Linked DNA regions of Homo sapiens: region 2 is linked to region 1. A link is a loop called in an ENCODE intact Hi-C map of the cell type or tissue named here. Cell type or tissue: K562. All regions are shown on one strand. Each heading gives the region's core, and the rest is flanking DNA. Links, peaks and the distances in the headings are about the cores only.

The links. Peaks named below come from ENCODE experiments on the same cell type or tissue, not always from the same donor. Only the 100,000 strongest peaks of a DNase experiment are listed, where the experiment ranks them.
Region 2: it touches region 1 in a loop (2.7-fold over the local background); 1 of 110 quality-filtered maps calls a loop at or near these places.

The regions. Positions count from the first base shown.
Region 1 is chrX:151,974,332-151,980,831 of GRCh38, forward strand. It overlaps GABRE (gamma-aminobutyric acid type A receptor subunit epsilon), which reads right to left and starts at 345. Exons shown (of 9, transcript NM_004961.4): 1 at 239-345. The coding sequence starts at 294. In K562, for the core only: a CTCF peak has its summit at 1,086 (motif pointing right); DNase peaks (open chromatin) are centred at 480 and 1,080; H3K4me3 peaks cover 2,044 bases.
Region 2 is chrX:152,123,971-152,134,460 of GRCh38, forward strand. LOC100533997 (MAGEA10-MAGEA5 readthrough) reads right to left here. Exons shown (of 4, transcript NM_001204811.3): 2 at 5,519-5,643. LOC105373369 (a long non-coding RNA gene) reads left to right here. Exons shown (of 8, transcript XR_007068347.1): 8 at 1-4,224. It overlaps MAGEA10 (MAGE family member A10), which reads right to left. Exons shown (of 4, transcript NM_021048.5): 4 at 9,340-10,490. Among named protein-coding and RNA genes, the nearest start is that of MAGEA10, 9.4 kb to the right of the region's middle. RefSeq lists an enhancer at 4,831-6,030. In K562, for the core only: no CTCF peak of the experiment used is centred there; a DNase peak (open chromatin) is centred at 5,291.

The sequences.
Region 1 (6,500 bases), core at 1-2,500:
CCTGTCTTCCTTTTGGAGCTCCCCCTCAAGGACCCCGGGAGCCCATCCTACAGTGAGGCGGGCCGAGGCCGGCGCGCATCGAGGGGACGCGGGACTCGGCCAGCCCGCGGTAGGGCCGGGGCAAAGCGGGCGCGGGGCTCGAGGAACGCGGGGCCGCTGGGGTCCCGGGAGCCGTCCCGGCTCCCGGGGAGAGGGAGCTGGGCGCGAAGGGCTCCCGGGTCCCGGGATGGAGACTCACCTCGACTGGAGGATCAATAAGATGCCTAGGAGGACTGGAAGAACTTTGGACAACATTTCCGCGGAGACCGGCGCGACCACCTGCGCGGAGGTCGCGGCTCACGCTCTGGCCGCACTGAGCGCGGGGCGGAGGCTTTTGCTGGGCTCCAACTTTCACTCCTCCCACTCGCCCCGCCCCGTCCCGCGCTCCCCGCCCCAGGCCCGCCCCGATGGAAATCTCCGACGACGTGACGGCTGCTGCGGTGGGGAGCCGGGGAGGCTCGCGCGGGCGCGGGAAGGAGGCGGGAGCCCGGTTGCTGAGGCCCCCCGTCCCCACGCCGCCACTGCGGCGCTGCCAGACAGCCAGGGGCGGGGGAGGCGGAGGGAGGAGGCGGCGAGCCCGCGGCGCGGGGCCTGGGCGGGGGAAACTCGCGCCCCAGGCTGTGGCCGGCAGGGAGCTGCTTCAGGGACAAGATGTGGGGCTGGATGTGCTCACGCCCCAGAGGCGACCCCCTCCTGCCCGCTGGCACGCCGCGGGGTCAAACTGTGCTCTCCAGCCGTGGCTTCCTCCCCGCCACCTGTTGCACCCCATTGCTTCCCCAAGTGTCCTGGCTTCAACCTCCCTCTCTGGTTTTCCCAGCTCTCAGCCCACAATCTTCAGTCCTTCGGAATACAAGTCTTGTCGTATGAAGGAAGCCGGGTAACTCAGCACCTTCCTTGGCACCGAGAAGAAGAGAGACAGGGGTCTCCCCAGCAAGCTCTGATGTGAGGTATTCCACAGGGCAAATTCCCAGGTATTTGGGGGCAGGGAGGACCCGCCAACAGAGGACCAGGCGGAGACATTCACTGGAGAATTTTCTCTGAACCCCAAGGGGGCACTGCCACAATGTGGCTCCCGCTTTGGCCCCAGAAGCTGAGTGTGAGAGGGACCAACTGGAATAGAGGAGGCTTTGGAAACCTCCTTGAGACTGGATGGCCGAATCTTTCTGGAGACTTGGCACCAGGTGATAGCAGAAGAAGACACGAGAAGGCACAGAGGGGGAAGGGGAAGGGGCAGTGCCCCACTTCAGGGGAGACACGTCAAGAGTCTCAAGCATACTTGGACTTCATCTTCTTTCCCTAGACCCTTCTGATTTGCTTCAGAAGGAGAAGGAATGGCAAAGATTTGTGTACCAAGCTGATGCCAGACGCTGGCAGCATCCTCACCTGTTGCTCCAGAAGGGGCTGTGTGCATCCTTGAAGAGGCTTAGCTCTACCACACTCACCTACAACACCCTCTTCACCACCCCACCTCCCAAGCACATCACTCTGCTTTGTCCTCTTCACAACACTGCTCACTCATTGATGATTATCTTGGGCATTTTTTATGAGCTTGTTTACAGTGGGTCTCTCCTACTGAAGTAAGCTCAGGGACAAACACACACATGCATACACACAAAATGTGTCTGTTGGGGTCTCCACTGTATCCCTAAGACTTAGCAGAGCTCTGGGTACACAATAGGCACTCAACCAAATGTGTCACTGATTTGTGTGCAGCTGTGTGTGTCCTACTACCACTGAGTTAGTCCACTAGGACCTGGGGCTGCCTTCAGACTACGGTGCAAGACAGAAGAGACTGCAGGACATGTTTAGGCTTGCACAGCCCCTCACCCCCGCCCCCCGACACACACCGGGAAGAGCCCCATACTTTCTTTCATGCTTTGCTGCTGAAATTTTTAATAATTTTTGAACAAGTGGACCTGCATTTTTCTTTTTTCCTGGGCCCTGCAAATTATATAGCCAGTTTTGCCCTGGGCAGAAATGCCGCAGAGCAGGGAACAGGCAAACACGCGGCTTTGCTGAGGCCATGAGGAAGAGAAGGCTGCCAGTCCATCCGCCTGCCGTCCTGTCCAACACCAGACTGCTATGGAAAGGAGCATGTCTGCCCTTACTGTAGCCAGCCTGGGATTTGAAGTGTCCTGTATGCATGTCTCTTCCTCCACTGACATTGGACCTCCGGGAAATGAAGGTTTGTCTGATTTACCTGTATTCCCCTGGGTTGAGCACAGTGACCAATGACCAGTAGGCATTAATTACGTTTGCTGAATGAGCGACTGAATCCCAGGCAGACAAAGGAAGCAAGTGATTACAGCTCCCTCATCAGAGATTCCCAGGCACTTTTCTCTTACAGGTTGATATTAATCATACTTTGCCATCTTCCTTATAAACCTCATCGAAGGGATAGCTCATCCACAGGATAGCTGTGAGGATTTGTGGAGGCTACAGAATGTTATTATTATTTTGTAGTTTTTCAAGTATTTGCCACATGCTTGTCTAGGTCAGGCCATCGACTTTATGATAGAGGAATATATGGCAAGGACTCAGATGATGTCCTGGCCCTTACATATGTTTTTCAAGAGAGGAGTGGGAACTTGTGGTAAAATTAGTAAAAAATTACTATTTTTTCAAAAATTACTAACACAAGGTACAAAGTCATGAGGGCCCCAGAGTTCCCAGGAAAACACTTATGTGATCTCTAGCCTCTCAAAGCAAGAAAAGGGTATTATAGGCAGCAGAGGTGCAGAGATGGACATTCCAAATTGAGAGCCAGCCAGGGTGTTGAAACCAGCTATGTGTGGTGTTTGACAGAGAACAAGGAGGAGATTGCCTGAGGCATTTGTGAAGAGAAATTTTTGGAGATAAAGCTGGAGTGGGAGGCTGGCCAGGCAATTGCACTTTATCCTGTGGGCAACAGGGGAGTTGCAGACGAGTACCAAAAGGGTACATTGTACGTCCAAACGTTGTTTCCAAAGATCCCTCTGGTGGGGGTAGGCGGGAGAGTTTGCGGGATGGAGAGCTGGAGCCTCTTTTCTCCCAGTGAACAGGATCAGAGCCACAGGGATGGCCAGAAGAGGAGCCGCAGGAGGGAGCAACATCTAAGATGTACAACTGACAGATGGAGTTGGGGAGGAGGCAAAGGAGGGAGGTTTGTTGGAAAAGGCTCACAGGGTCTTCCCGGGTGACCAGGGTGGCAGAACAGAATAATGAAGGCAGGAGGAGGAGAAAGAGCTTTTAGTCACAGCCATGATAGCAGCTCCCTGCATTTTGCATTTCACTTTTTAAAGTTCCATTAGAAATAAACATTCTCATTTAGTGTCTAGGTACGTGTGTGTGTGTGTGTGTGCGTGTGTGTGTGTGCATGTGTGTGGGTGCACACCCCTCTCCCTGGCTGTTTGTACTTCAGATGTGCTTCTCTTCAACTAGATATTCAAGCTGAATATAAACAAAACTGTTAATACAGCAGCTGTGTTTTCATAACTAAACCAAACTACCCATTGATTGGAATAGCAGTGAGCAACCCCCTTGTCAGTTGTGAATTATCAAATTAAATAACCAACAGCAAACCACCATGTGACCTACTATATATGTGATTTAGGGACAAAACCAGAGTTGCTGGTCATAAAGTCTGTGTGTTCATGCCCTAGCATGGCCTAAACTGTAGCACATGCACACATGCTTTTCTTATTAGCTCAAGGAAAAAATACCAGCCCAGACAAATCTTACATGGCTCTTAGCTTGTTAAGTACCTGGGCTTGCAGCAAGACCGAGATGCCAGGGACACTGGGGAAAGCACCTAGAGAAAGAACTATGTACAGGGCTAAGCCAAGTGCAGAAGTGGATGAAGGAGCAAGCAGGGGACAACCAGGCTTCAAAGCAGATAGACTAACAATGGAGGCAGAGGCAGTACAGGGTAGTGACCAGACCTCTGTGCTCCACTGCACACAGGGCACAGGTTGAATTTCAGATCATCCCCTAACTACTGGCTAAATGACTAGGAGCAAGTTCCTTAAAGCCCCTGAACCTCACATTACTCACTTGTCAAATGGAAATTATAATACTTCCCACCTCACGTGGCACCTGTGATGATTCAATGGCAAAGACCAGGTAAAGCAGTTAGCACCATGTCTGGCACATGGTCAGTACTCAACAAAGCTTACCTGCCATTCTCAACATTACTATTATTAGCTAATAACTGATAAATGACAGCGCAGGCACACCTGGTATCCTTGAGGTCTTGAGTAACACCAGGAAGTATCTGGCCAAAGAGCAAGACCTCAGCCCTAGACATACACTGCAGAGCAAGGGCTCATGTCCCAAGGCGGTTGAAATGCTGTGGACAAAACAGGATTCCAGACCTCAGGAAACTGGACCACTGTGAGCACTGCAGGCTGGTGGCACCAGGCTATAAGGGAGGAGAGAGGCATGACTGGGGATGGAGATTGCCTGGCACATGGGTGGCATTCAAGACCATGGAACTGGATGCAGTCACCCAGGGAGAGATAAACAGGCTTAAGCTTGAGTCCTGAGAGGGGTGTCAGAGAAGCCAACACAAGGGAGGGCATTTCTTGTAGGCTGGTGGTTTTAATCATGTGCTAATAAGTCAAGGACTGAATGGTGTCCAGTGGATGACTCAACAAGGAGGTTATTGGTAAGCTTCGGGCAGGGGCTGATCCTCAACACAGAGTTGAGGGGGGGTGTGAGATGGACAGGTAAGAGAAAAGAGCGTATGACTGTAGACAGCTTGCTTGAGAAGTGGCTCGAAAGCAGTGAGAACTGTGACTGTCTCCCACACCAAATACAGGGAGAGAGGCTTAGTGCAGGGGCCATGTCTGATTCTGCTCTGGGCTAGAGGGTTTTAGAGAAGGAGAGGAAGAGATTTAAGGAGAATTCCCATAATGCTGGCAAATGATGTTGGTTGAGAATATTGAGATCTGGAAAGTGTCTGCTCTGAGGGGTGAATGTGTGAGGAGGATGTGAAATCAGCAGGTATAGACAACTCCTCAGGAAGCTCAACATGAAGGAAGACACAGCTAGAGGGAGGCAAATATTTGAAGCATTTTGATTTTTGTGTTTTACAGATGCATGAGACAGAAACATGTTTATAGGCTGAGAGGGAGAAGCCAATTGAAGGGGAGAGGGTGGAAAGCCTTCATGAAGCAGGTGTGTATGGTCAGAGCCCAGTGGGGAGAATTGGCTGCTAGTGGAGGATGAATGCTTCTTCCTCAGAGGAGGGAAGGACAGAAGGAGAGGAGAGGACACAAACAGACTCATTCATTCATTCAACTAATATATGTTACTATGTGCCAGGTACTAGCCTAGGTGCTAAAGATCATAGTGATGAGAAAAGCAAATTGAAAGCCTTGTTCTTGTGAGGCATACATCCCAGAGAAATGAGACAGACCTCAAATAATAAATATAAGGAACAGACAAGTTACTTATATTTATACAGCACATTAGAAGGTAATAAATGGTTTGGAGAAAAATAAGCAGAATCTGATAAGTAGGATTCGGAGTGCTATGGGGGGATAATTTTAAATAGGGTGCTCAGGCAGAGCATCACTGAGAAGGTGATGTTTGGGGAAAGAGTGTTCTAGTAAGAATCAAGAAAAAGTGAAAATTATTAACATGTTCCAGGCCCAACAAGAAAGTCAGTGTGGCTGGAATAGAGTGAAGAAAGAGGAAGTAGCAGGAGATGAGGTTAGAGAGAAAACAAGATTGAGCTGGAAAATCATGGAGTGTCATGTAGCCATTGGAAGAAGTTAACTTTTCTTCTGATTGAAAGTGGGAGTCACTGGGAGAGTTATGAGAAGAGGAGTGACACAATTTGAATTACTTTTTTAAAGGACCACTTCCCTTAGAATAAATTGATGATGGTGAAGATAAAAACAGAGGGGCTAATTAAGGGGCAACTGCAGCAATTGCAAAAGAGATGATGGTCACAGTGGAGATAGTGAGAGGTATTCAGACTTTGGCTCTATTTTGAAAATGGAGTCAATAAGATTTCCTGCCAAATTATATGAAGTGTGAAAGAAAGAGAGACGTCAAGGATGGCTCCAGAATGGTAGAACTACCAACAGCTGAAATGGGGAAGGCTATGGATAGAACAGGTTTTTGTTTGTTTGCTTGTTTGTTTGTTTGTTTGTTTTTTCTGCTGTTTTGTTTTGTGGGAGTTTGGTTTTCCTGGAGTTTTGGTTGGTTTTGTTGGAAGATAGGTCAGAAGTTCAGTTTTCCACATGGTGATTTGAGGTGTCTATTAGACTTCCAAATTCAGGTGTGATCTTGAGTCTGAAATGTGGGTGGGAGAAAAGTGTAGCCTGGATATATACATTTGGGAATCATCAGTATAGAGATGGCACTTAAGGCCATGAAACTGAATGAGATGAACATGAGAGTGCATGTAGCTGGAGAAGGGGAGTGAGACAACGACTGAGCCCTGAGGTGAAGAGGATGGGAAGAAGAGAAGG
Region 2 (10,490 bases), core at 4,110-6,609, 150 kb after region 1:
AAATACCTAGGCGTAGGACTGCTGAATCTTATCGTAAGACTATGTTCAGTTTTTTTAAGAAAATGCCAAACTGTCTACTTCCAAAGTGGCTGCATCATTTTGCATTTCCACCATCAATGAATGAGAGTTTCTGTTGCTCCACATCTTCACTAGCAATTGGTCTTTTTTTTATCTTAGACATTCTAATAGGTGTATAGTGGTTTCTCATTTTAGTACACAATTCTCTAATGACAAAAGACGTCCAGGACTTTTACTATGCTTATTTGCCATCTGTATATCTTCTTTGGTGTACTGTCTGTTCAGATCTTCAACTATTTTCGTTTATTTTCTATTGTTGAGTTTTAAGAAGTTGTGTATATTGTAGAGACAAGTTCTTTATCACATATGTGTGCTACAGATGTTTTCTGCTAGTCTGTAGCTTCTGTTTTTATTCTGTTAACTCTGTTTTTTGAAGAGCATAAGATTTTTATTTTAATAAAATCCAACTTGGCTAATTTTTCCTTCATTGATGATACTTTTGGTGCTGAATTTTAAAACTCATCATCAAACTCAAATTTGTGTAGATTTTCTCTTACGCTTTCTTCTAGAAGTTGTATGGTTTTTGCATTTTGCATTAGATCTATGACGTATTTTGAGTTGATCTTGTGAAATTTTTAAGGATATGTCTAGGTTATTATTATTATTATTATTATTATTTGTGTCTAGATGTCCAATTGTTCAGGCACCACTTGTTGGAAAAAACTATACTTTTACCATTATTGCCTTTGTTGCAATTCACCTGACTATATGTGTGCCAGTCTGTTTCTGAGCTCTATTCTGTTTTATTAATCTATGTGTTTATTCTTTGCTAATGGTTATGTCCTCTACCGCATTCATATTTTGAATCCCTCAGCTCCAGGGTGTCTGTATTTGGAGATGGGGCCTCTAAGGAAGTAATTAATATTGAAAGAGGTCATAAGGGTGGGGCCTTGATCCCATAAGATTAGTGTGGTTATAAGGGAAGCAAGAAAGCACTCTTGTGCTTGCATGAGTTCTCTCTCTCTCTCTCTCACCCTCTCCCTCCCTCTCTCTCTCACTCTCTCCCTCCCTCTCTCTCTCTCTCCCTCCCTCCCTCCCTCCTTCCCTTTCTCCCTCCCTCCTTCCCTTTCTCCCTCTCTCCATGCACATGCACAGATGAAAGGACAAGAATGAACATAATGAGAATGGGCCATCTACAAGCTGGGAATAAGAAACTGACCCTCCAGTCCTTTATCTGTGACTTTTAGTCTCCAAAACTGTGAAAAAAAATAATTTCTGTTGTTTCAGCTAAATAATCCATGCCATTTTGTTATGGAAGCCAAAGCTGACTAAAACATAACCACAGGTTATAAAACTTTTCTTCTGTTTTCTCCTAGAAAAAAAGTATTTTTGACATTTAGGGCTATGATTCATTTTGAGTTACATTTTTGTATGGGGCAAGGTATGTGCAATGGTTAGTTTTATGTGTTAGCTTTTCTAGGCTATAGTACTCAGTTGTGTGGTCAAACACTAGCCTAGCTGTTGCTGTGAAGGTATTTTGTACATGTGATCAACATTTACAATCGATTTTAAGTAAAGCAGTTTACCTCCATAACGTGGGTGCGCCTCATCCAATCAGTTGAAGGTCTTAAAAGACCGAGGTTTCCTGGAGAAGGAATTCTACCACAAGATTGGAACGTAAAAACGCTGTGTCAGTTTCTAGCCTGCTGCCCTGTCCTACAGATTTTGGATGTATCAGACCTCATAGTCACCTGAGACAATTCCTTAAAATATCTTTCTTTCTCTCTCTCCCTTTATAGATAGATAGATAGAGTATGGATTGAAATTTAGTTTTGCATATGGATATCCAATTGTTTCAGATCAAATTGTTGAATATACTATCATTTCTTTCCTCTAATCTTCATTTGCATCTTTATCAATAATTAGTTGTCTATATATACATATACATGTGGATCCACTCCTGGACTTTATTCTCTTCCATTGATATACTGCTATAATTATGACAGTTCCACACTATACTGATCATTGCGAGTTTATAAGCCTTGAAATGAAGTAGGGTAACTCCCCCAACTTTGTTCTATTTTTTAGTTTTCTTTGACTATTCTAGGGCCTTTGCACATCTATATGAATGTTAGAGTCAGTCTCTCAATTTATATTTTAAAAATCCTGGAATTTTGATTTTTATTGCATTGAATATGTCAAAAACTTTGAGGGCAAATGACATCTTAATATTCAGTCTTTTGACTCATGAATAAAGTGTATGTCTCTGTTTACTTAGATTCTAATTAAATTTATCTCTCTAATGTTTTATAGTTTTCAATGGATAGATCTTATACATCTTCTGTCATATTTATCCATTTAATATTTATTGTCTAATGCTATTTTAAATTGCATTGTTTTTGTCTCAGTTGCCAATTGCTCATTGCTAGTGTAAAAACACAAGTATAATGATCTATATCCAGCAACATTGCTAAACTCTTATTAGTTTTAGAAGCATTTTTTTGATAGATAGAATTGTCCGTATATACTCTTATTTTCTGTAAATAAAGACAGTTTTATTTGTCCCTTTCCAATACGAAGGCCTTTTAAAAAAACTTATTACACTGGACAGAACCTCAGGCACGTTGTTGAACTATTCTTCTCAACACCACCCTTTTCCATGAACTCGTCAGTCTTAGGTTTTAGTTTCCTACATGCAAATATCCTGCGTAATTTCTGGCATGAAAATCTGCCTCATTCACTCTACACTGTTAAAATCCAAGCCTGGGTACCACATCTACTGAGATGAGCATAACCCTACAGTTGAAACAAGACACATAAGATGTCCAGTGGAGCAAATGTATTCACTGGAGTTTGACAGCCTGAATGCAGTGATTTCAGACTGGGGAAAACTGAAACCCCAGGAGACTTCTGTGGACACTTTTCCATTGGTAGGATGGGAAAGTTCCTTGGTGGTATCCAAGTGAGTGGTCTTCAAGATGCATAAGAGAAATTTTTAGGAGTGAAGTAGGATGATTCACATCTACACATATATTTAAATACAGTCAGATTACCTCGGAGAGATTTCCGGTAAGATGTACAAAAACTAGATAATGGTGGGAGAAAACAGAAGGAAGCACTGAAGTGGGGTGACTTTGGGAAAAGGCTTAGAGGAAATACTCTCTCCCTGCCATGTGACCCACCCAAGTTGAACATGGGAGGAAAGGAGCACCGCTACTCAGTTTGGGAAAGCTCTTTAGGAGTGCTAAAGAAATGTCCCCTTTTTCTTCAATCAGAGCATCCTGGCTTTGTCATCAGACTCCCCTCTTCCCTCTCTCCATACCCCTTCCCCCCTCCCACTCACGACAATGTCCTTATAGTGCTTTGTGATGTCTAAGCCCCTCACCCCTCAGAGCCACCATTGGCTGGGTAGTGGCTTGCTGATCCATCAAAGCTCACAGGTATGGCTTTATTGTCACGGTGGAAGGGGGTGTATATATAGGGAGGCCAGGAGGCATGGAGTAGACGATTGAGAGACACTGACATGGTGAAGATGACCAGGAAACCACAAACCTCCAGCCCAGGTGTCAAAGAACAACCACCTGCCAACACCAAAGGGGCAAGGAACAGGAAGGCCCCCTGTCAAACTAAGTCTATAAGTCCTATCAAGGTGAGAGAAGCTCCTCTTAGTCTTCCCCTTGACTCCTCCCTCCCAAGACTCCTACCCTGTCCTACCCTACCCCCACCTCAGCCAGTACCTCTTCTCCTGAAGCCCCTGTTCCCACCCCTCCTCCATTCTCTTCCCCAAAATCAGTCCCCTTCTGTGATCTCCCTGTTGTCCTTTCAGGTTCCTAAGACAACCAGGAAGGGAAAAGGAAACCTTTTAGGGAATTCCAGAAAAAAAAAAAACAACTCTCCCAAAAAAGATCTCTGCTTCAAGAAAACCTGAGGAAGGAAGCGAGCCAAAACTATCCAGCCCCTGTGACCAGCTGAATGAGGAACTTAATCAAAATTAGCCACAGCAGGACCAAAGCAAGGAGACCTCCAACATCCCTAGTGTCTCCCCGGGCAGCCAGTAATTTCAGGGCAAGACCAGAGAACTCAGATTTACCTGAAAAGTCTCCAGAGGTCTAACCCCAAATAAATAGCCAACAGGGTCTAGAGTACGTTTTACACCCCACAGGGTACACCCCACGGTGATCAAAATAAAAAGAACCTGTTGTAAAATGGGGTGTGTGTGTGTGTGTGTGTGTGTGTGTGTGTGTGTGTGTGTGTGTTCTAGGATGGTGGGGAGGGAGGAAGGAGGGGAGAGGTGGGAGTTTGGGAAGGGAGGAAGGTGGGATCCTCTTCAATTTCTTTAAATTCAACTTGCTCTTCTTTCTTTAGTTTCCTAGAGTGAAAGTTTTGGTTATTGATTTTATATTTTATTTTCTAATATAAATATTTAAAATATGCTATACATTTTTCCCAAGGACTACTTTAGCTGAATCCCTCAAATTTTTGTATGTATATTTTTATTTTCATTCAATGTAATGTATATTCTAAAATTATCCTAAGAATCCCTCTTTGATCCATAGATTACTTAGGAGCATATTTTAAAATTTACAACATTTGAGCATTTTTCAGTTATCTTTGTGTTTGATTTTGAGCTTAACTACATTATGGTCTTCAAGAAGCATCTTAAAGAATATGCTTTTTATTATTTCTAATATTTTCAATTTGTAAGGTTTGTTTTATGGCCCAGAATACCATCTAGCTTGGTAAATATTTTATGCACACTTGAGAGGAATGTTTATTCTGCTATAGTTGGATGCGGTGTTTTTGTTTGTTTGTTTGTTTGTTTGTTTTTAATTTTAATCAGGTAATCTATATCCTTCCTGGTTTCCTGCTTACTTTTTCTCTGAAATACTGAGAAACAATTCAGAGAGTTTTGACAAATATATAGTCCCATGAAATCACAACCACAGTGAAGGCGCAAAATATATTCATCATCCCCAAAAGTTTCTTCCTGTGCTTTTGCAGTAAAACCACTCCTTCAGTAGAAGTGACCTGAGGTGAGCAGAAGTGAGCATCTGCCAACCATGAGCACTTTCCCTATTAACAAAGGCAGGTGGGCACAGAAAGTGGCAGTTGCTTTCACACACAGGCAGCATTGAGGAAGAAAATCAGATCAATAGTGTCATAGAAGGCCAGCTTACTGGCCTGGTCATAGGCTGTCCCTCCCTTTCTTGTGTAAGGCCTGCCTCCAAGTCTGGCTCTGCCTTCCTGGCCTCCCTGGCTCAAATGAGTGACTCATACCACCTCACCATCTCCCCTACATCCCCCACATACTGGATTAAGGGCCTTATCACTTTGTTTTGTTACCTCATGTTTCCTCAGCATGTATTCAACAAAAGTTTGCTGGATGAATGAATGAATGAATGAATGAAATTACCAGGCATGAGAATTCACTGATTCAAAGTGTGGAGCCTGCCCCTGTGTGGGCCTCCTGCCTCCATGAAGAAACCCACAGTTCCCTTACCTGTGCTTGCTTCATTTCAGAATTCTTGTGGAAAATACCACGACAGGGTCACTGCAGACTCCTTCTCCTCAGGCCCAAACAGTGTCTTGGAGGTGAGGATGCTCCCAACAGGATAGTGCATGATGCTTTTTGTGGGGAAAAGAAAGAGAGATCAAATTGTTACTGTGTCTGTGTAGAAAGAAGTAGACATAGGAGACTCCATTTTGTTCCGTACTAAGAAAAATTCTTCTGCCTTGGGATGCTGTTAATCTATAACCTTACCCCCAGCCCCGTGCTCTCTGAAACATGTGCTGTGTCCACTCAGGGTTAAATGGATTAAGGGCGGTGCAAGATGTGCTTTGTTAAACAAATGCTTGAAGGCAGCATGCAGGTTAAGAGTCATCACCACTCCCTAATCTCAAGTACCCAGGAACACAAACAGTGCGGAAGGCTGCAGGGACCTCTGCCTAGGAAAGCCAGGTATTGTCCAAGGATTCTCCCCATGTGATAGTCTGAAATATGGCCTCGTGGGAAGGGAAAGACCTGACCATCCCCCAGCCCGACACCCGTAAAGGGTCTGTGCTGAGGAGGATTAGTATAAGAGGAAGGAATGCCTCTTTGCAGTTGAGACAAGAAGAAGGCATCTGTCTCCTGCCTGTCCCTGGGCAATGGAATGTCTCGGTATAAAACCCGATTGTATTTTCCATCTACTGAGATAGGGGAAAACTGCCTTAGGGCTGGAGTTGGAACATGCGGGCAGCAATACTGCTCTTTAAGGCATTGAGATGTTTATGTGTATGCATATCTAAAGCACAGCACTTAATTCTTTACCTTGTCTATGATGCAGAGACCTTTGTTCAGGTGTTTATCTGCTGACCTCTCCACTATTGTCCTATGACCCTGCCACATCCTCCTCTCTGAGAAACACTCAAGAATGATCAATAAATACTAAGGGAACTCAGAGGCCTGCGGGATCCTCCATATGCTGAACGCTGGTCCCCTGGGCCCCCTTATTTCTTTCTCTATACTTTGTCTCTGTGTCTTTTTCTTTTCCAAGTCTCTCGTTCCACCTAACGAGAAACACCCACAGGTGTGGAGGGGCAACCCACCCCTTCAGCTTTTTGCATTGCATCCCACATGTTCTGTCAGTTTAACAATGAAGGGTGCCATCTTCACAGGGTTTCCATCCAACTTGCCCATGTCCACACCTTTGGCCAGCCCTCTACCCCAGACAGTGTCTGGTGGCAACACAGGCCAGTGATTGCAGTCCCAAGACACCTGTCCCCTTGTATGCCAAGAGCTCAGAAGACACAGGAGGCCATCTGAGTCAGGGACACCAGCTGGATCATTTTCAAGGCATGTCCACACAAGCCCTTCATCTGCAGAGTCTGAGCTGATTAGTCCCAGGTCACTTTTCCTCCAATTTCCCCTCCATGCAGCCCCACTACCACCTTCCACTGATCATTGGCATTCCTGGTGAGTCTCAGCTGTTGATCATCAGTCAGCAACCCACACACATAGCCCAACCTCTATGGAGGTTCCCCAGGGGATAATTCATCAGCTCAAGTAGGCATAAAGACAGGTCCCAGCCCTGGGATGCTGGCAAGGGTGCACAGGACCACTGGAGTGGTCAAGAGAGGTAGCTCACCCAGAATGATGCAGGGAGCCAGCCATACTCTTCCTGACAGAGGGAGGGGAATCTTGAATGAGCATAAGGTGTCCAACATGCCGCTGATGCATTCAGCCAACAGGCCTGCCCATTCAGATCACACAGCCACATCCTGTTGATGATGATAGTGTCCAGATTTCTCAAGCCTATCCCTGTTTGTTGCCGTGTCCTCCTTCACCACTTCCCACTTCTCTCCCTCAGGTCTCTGCCCCCACCGGGCTGAAATCTGGATTCAGAGCTCTCAGTGGCAGCCTGCCTGGGGCTCTGTGGACTTGATTTCACATGTGGTCTCTCTCGTGGACTCTGGTAATTGCTCTTCCCTGCATCCTCCTAATGCCCCTTGCCAGCCGAGGGTGTCCTGTCTGCTCTCCTTCCCCGGCTCCTGACTAAATCCTTTGAAAGCAGAGGAGAAGTTGAAAGGCCCTTTCAACATAAATTTCTACATAAATTTGACTTTGGGCACTGATATTTAGACATCTGCTATAAGAGAGATTTCCAGGAATGGGACAGAACACTCAGAGTACTTCTGCAGAGTGTAGGCATGCTCTGTGTCACAGGGTGAGCAGGCGATTCTAGGCTTCTCTACTGTGTTCTGGGCACAGCCTTTAGCAGAGACCACAGTGACAAGCTAGGCAGCAATCCAAGTTCCAGATTTGGGTAGGAGGGAACACTGGGGACAACCAGGGGAAGGGTGCTGTAATGTGGGGAAGTGCTGGCTCTGAACAGAAATGCCAGCTCCTGGGTACAGTCAGCTCTCAAGGAACCCTGGGGATTGACACAGTAGGTCCCTGGATTAATAAGGTCCACAGGCCACCCTGAAATGGTGTTTGATTCTCATTGTCACCTTCTCTAGGCCTACGACTGCTACCTTGGCCTCAGAGTCCCTATTTTTGTCACCTGAGAGACATGGTACAGTGCTGAGAAGAGAAATGAAGTACTATTCAAGAGGTCGGCCTCAGGCTGGGAGGAGTGGGAACAGCATGGGCTCTACAGGAATTCAGACCCACCAGGAGTCTGGTTCCAGCCCTATTCCTTACTAGCCATGTGATTCTGGGAAATGCCCAAGTCCTGTGAGCCTTGGGTTCTTTATCTGTGAAGCAGGTGTGATAAGCCCTGTCCATTAGGACTACTGGAGTGTGTGCAATATAAGTGAAGAACCTGGCTCAGGGCCTGGCATAGTTAGAAGTTTAATGAATGGCAGATGGCTGTTATTTCTAATATTATTTGACCTCAGACCCCACCACAGTCTTCTCTGGAATTTTTGTCATTGTTATCCAGTACATCTCAGAATATGCAGCTCAGTGGAACATGGAATCCCAAATCAGTCACAAATGTTGCTTCACATATAAAACTCAGTAAATTTTCCCTCTTAGAGGATATATTTTCAACATTTCATGTGCAGGAGTTTCTCCCTGCTGGATGCTGCTCAAAGTTCATGGAATTTGAGTCAAGTATCAACTCCTTCCCTCTCTCCAAGGTTCTTTTCCATCCAAATCATGATTTTCATTCATTTCATCACCACTCAAAATCTAGCCCTTGCTTAGTGTTGTTCAAATTACACTAAAAATAACCCAATTAAAATGTTTCTCTAATGGAGTCAGCTAACTTCTAGGCATCAATTCATAGGCTTATTTATTATGAGATCCTTATCTCTCAGGAGACCCTTGCATATGATGGGTATCTATCACCTAGTTATTTTTTTAATTTAATTAGGAGTTCAACTGCACTGAGACAAGAGTGCAGAACACCTTCCATTCCTGCCCCAGGTGGACTCCTCTCTGTTCATCCACCACCCAAAAGGAACTGCTCAGAGCAGTTTTACATCCCAGGATTTGCTCTGTCAACTATGTGAGGCTCTGACCCTGGCACCACCCAGCTTCTTTGGATTCATCTTCACCAGAAGGAACTGCAGTTTCTCAAAGCCCCAAAAGTCCTGGCTCAGAGGATGTACGTGACCACTCTCACCTACAGCCCAATACCCTCACCCCGTCTTACTTTTCTTCTGGGTCTTAGAGGACATCTTGCCACCTTGTTACTTGACTGCAGCCCCTAGACTCTACCACCCTATGGGTAAAGGTGGTTCTGGCTTAACATTTCCACTACAGACCCAGGGCCTTCCACAGACCAGATGCTCAGTGGATGTTTGGGGAAAAAATGCACTAGTGAGCAAAGGTTTCATTTATTACAGTTTAATTTCGACTTAACAAGATCCAGGGATATAACTTTTAATTTTGCAGGATGATAAACTAAAAATAATAAAGAAATAAAAATACTAACACTTAAAATTATTTTCTCTATTTTACTATTTTTTTCATATTTCCAAGAAAATTACTATTCCAATTCCATGTTATTTTATTACAGATTACAAATATGATGGAAGGGTTCCCAATTTGTTTTACAAAATAGCAAAACTGTTTCTTAAACTGGATAAACAGAAACGAACGTGTGACCTTAGATTCTGAAGCTCATAAACATTCTAGTAAAAGTAACAACATTTTAAAATACCAAGAAGAGGCTGGGTGCAGTGGCTCACACCTGTTATCCCAGCACTTTGGGAGGCTGAGGCGGGCAGATTACCTGAGGTCAGGAGTTTGAGACCAGCCTGGCCAACATGGTGAAACCCCATCTCTACTAAAAAATACAAAATTAGCCGGGTATGGTGGTGCACACTTGTAATCCCAGCTACTCAGGAGACTGAGGCAGGAGAATCGCTTGAACCCAGGAGGCGGAAGTTGCAGTGAGCCGAGACTGCACCACTGCACTCCTGCCAGAGCAATAGAGTGAGACTTTGTTAAAAAAAAAAAAAGAAGAAGAAGAAAAAGAAAATAAAATACCAAGAAGAAAAGAAAAGAAGTCCCCAGGTTATCCAAAGAAAACAGTAAGACAAAGATGTTATGCACTGTATTTTCCTCAGCCTCAGCCTGGCCCTCCACCACATACATCATTGATTTCCATTCTCATTTGTTTTCATAAATTAAAAAAAAACAAAAACATAAACAAAAACTGACATGTAATTGTAGATATTTATGAGGTACAATTTGATGTTCTGATTCATGTATATGTAGTATAATGATCAAATCAGGTAGTGTATCCATCACCTCATGCATTTATCATTTCTTTTTGGTGACAATATTGAAAAGCCTTCCTTCTAGCTGTTTTGTAATATACAATATCTTAATGTTAACTATAGTCATCCTACTGTGCAATAGAACACTAGAACTTATTCCTCCTATTTAATTGTAATGTAACTACTGCTCTACTCTCTACTTCCATGATACCAACTTTTTTTTTTTTTTTTTTTAGATTCCACATATGAGTAAAATC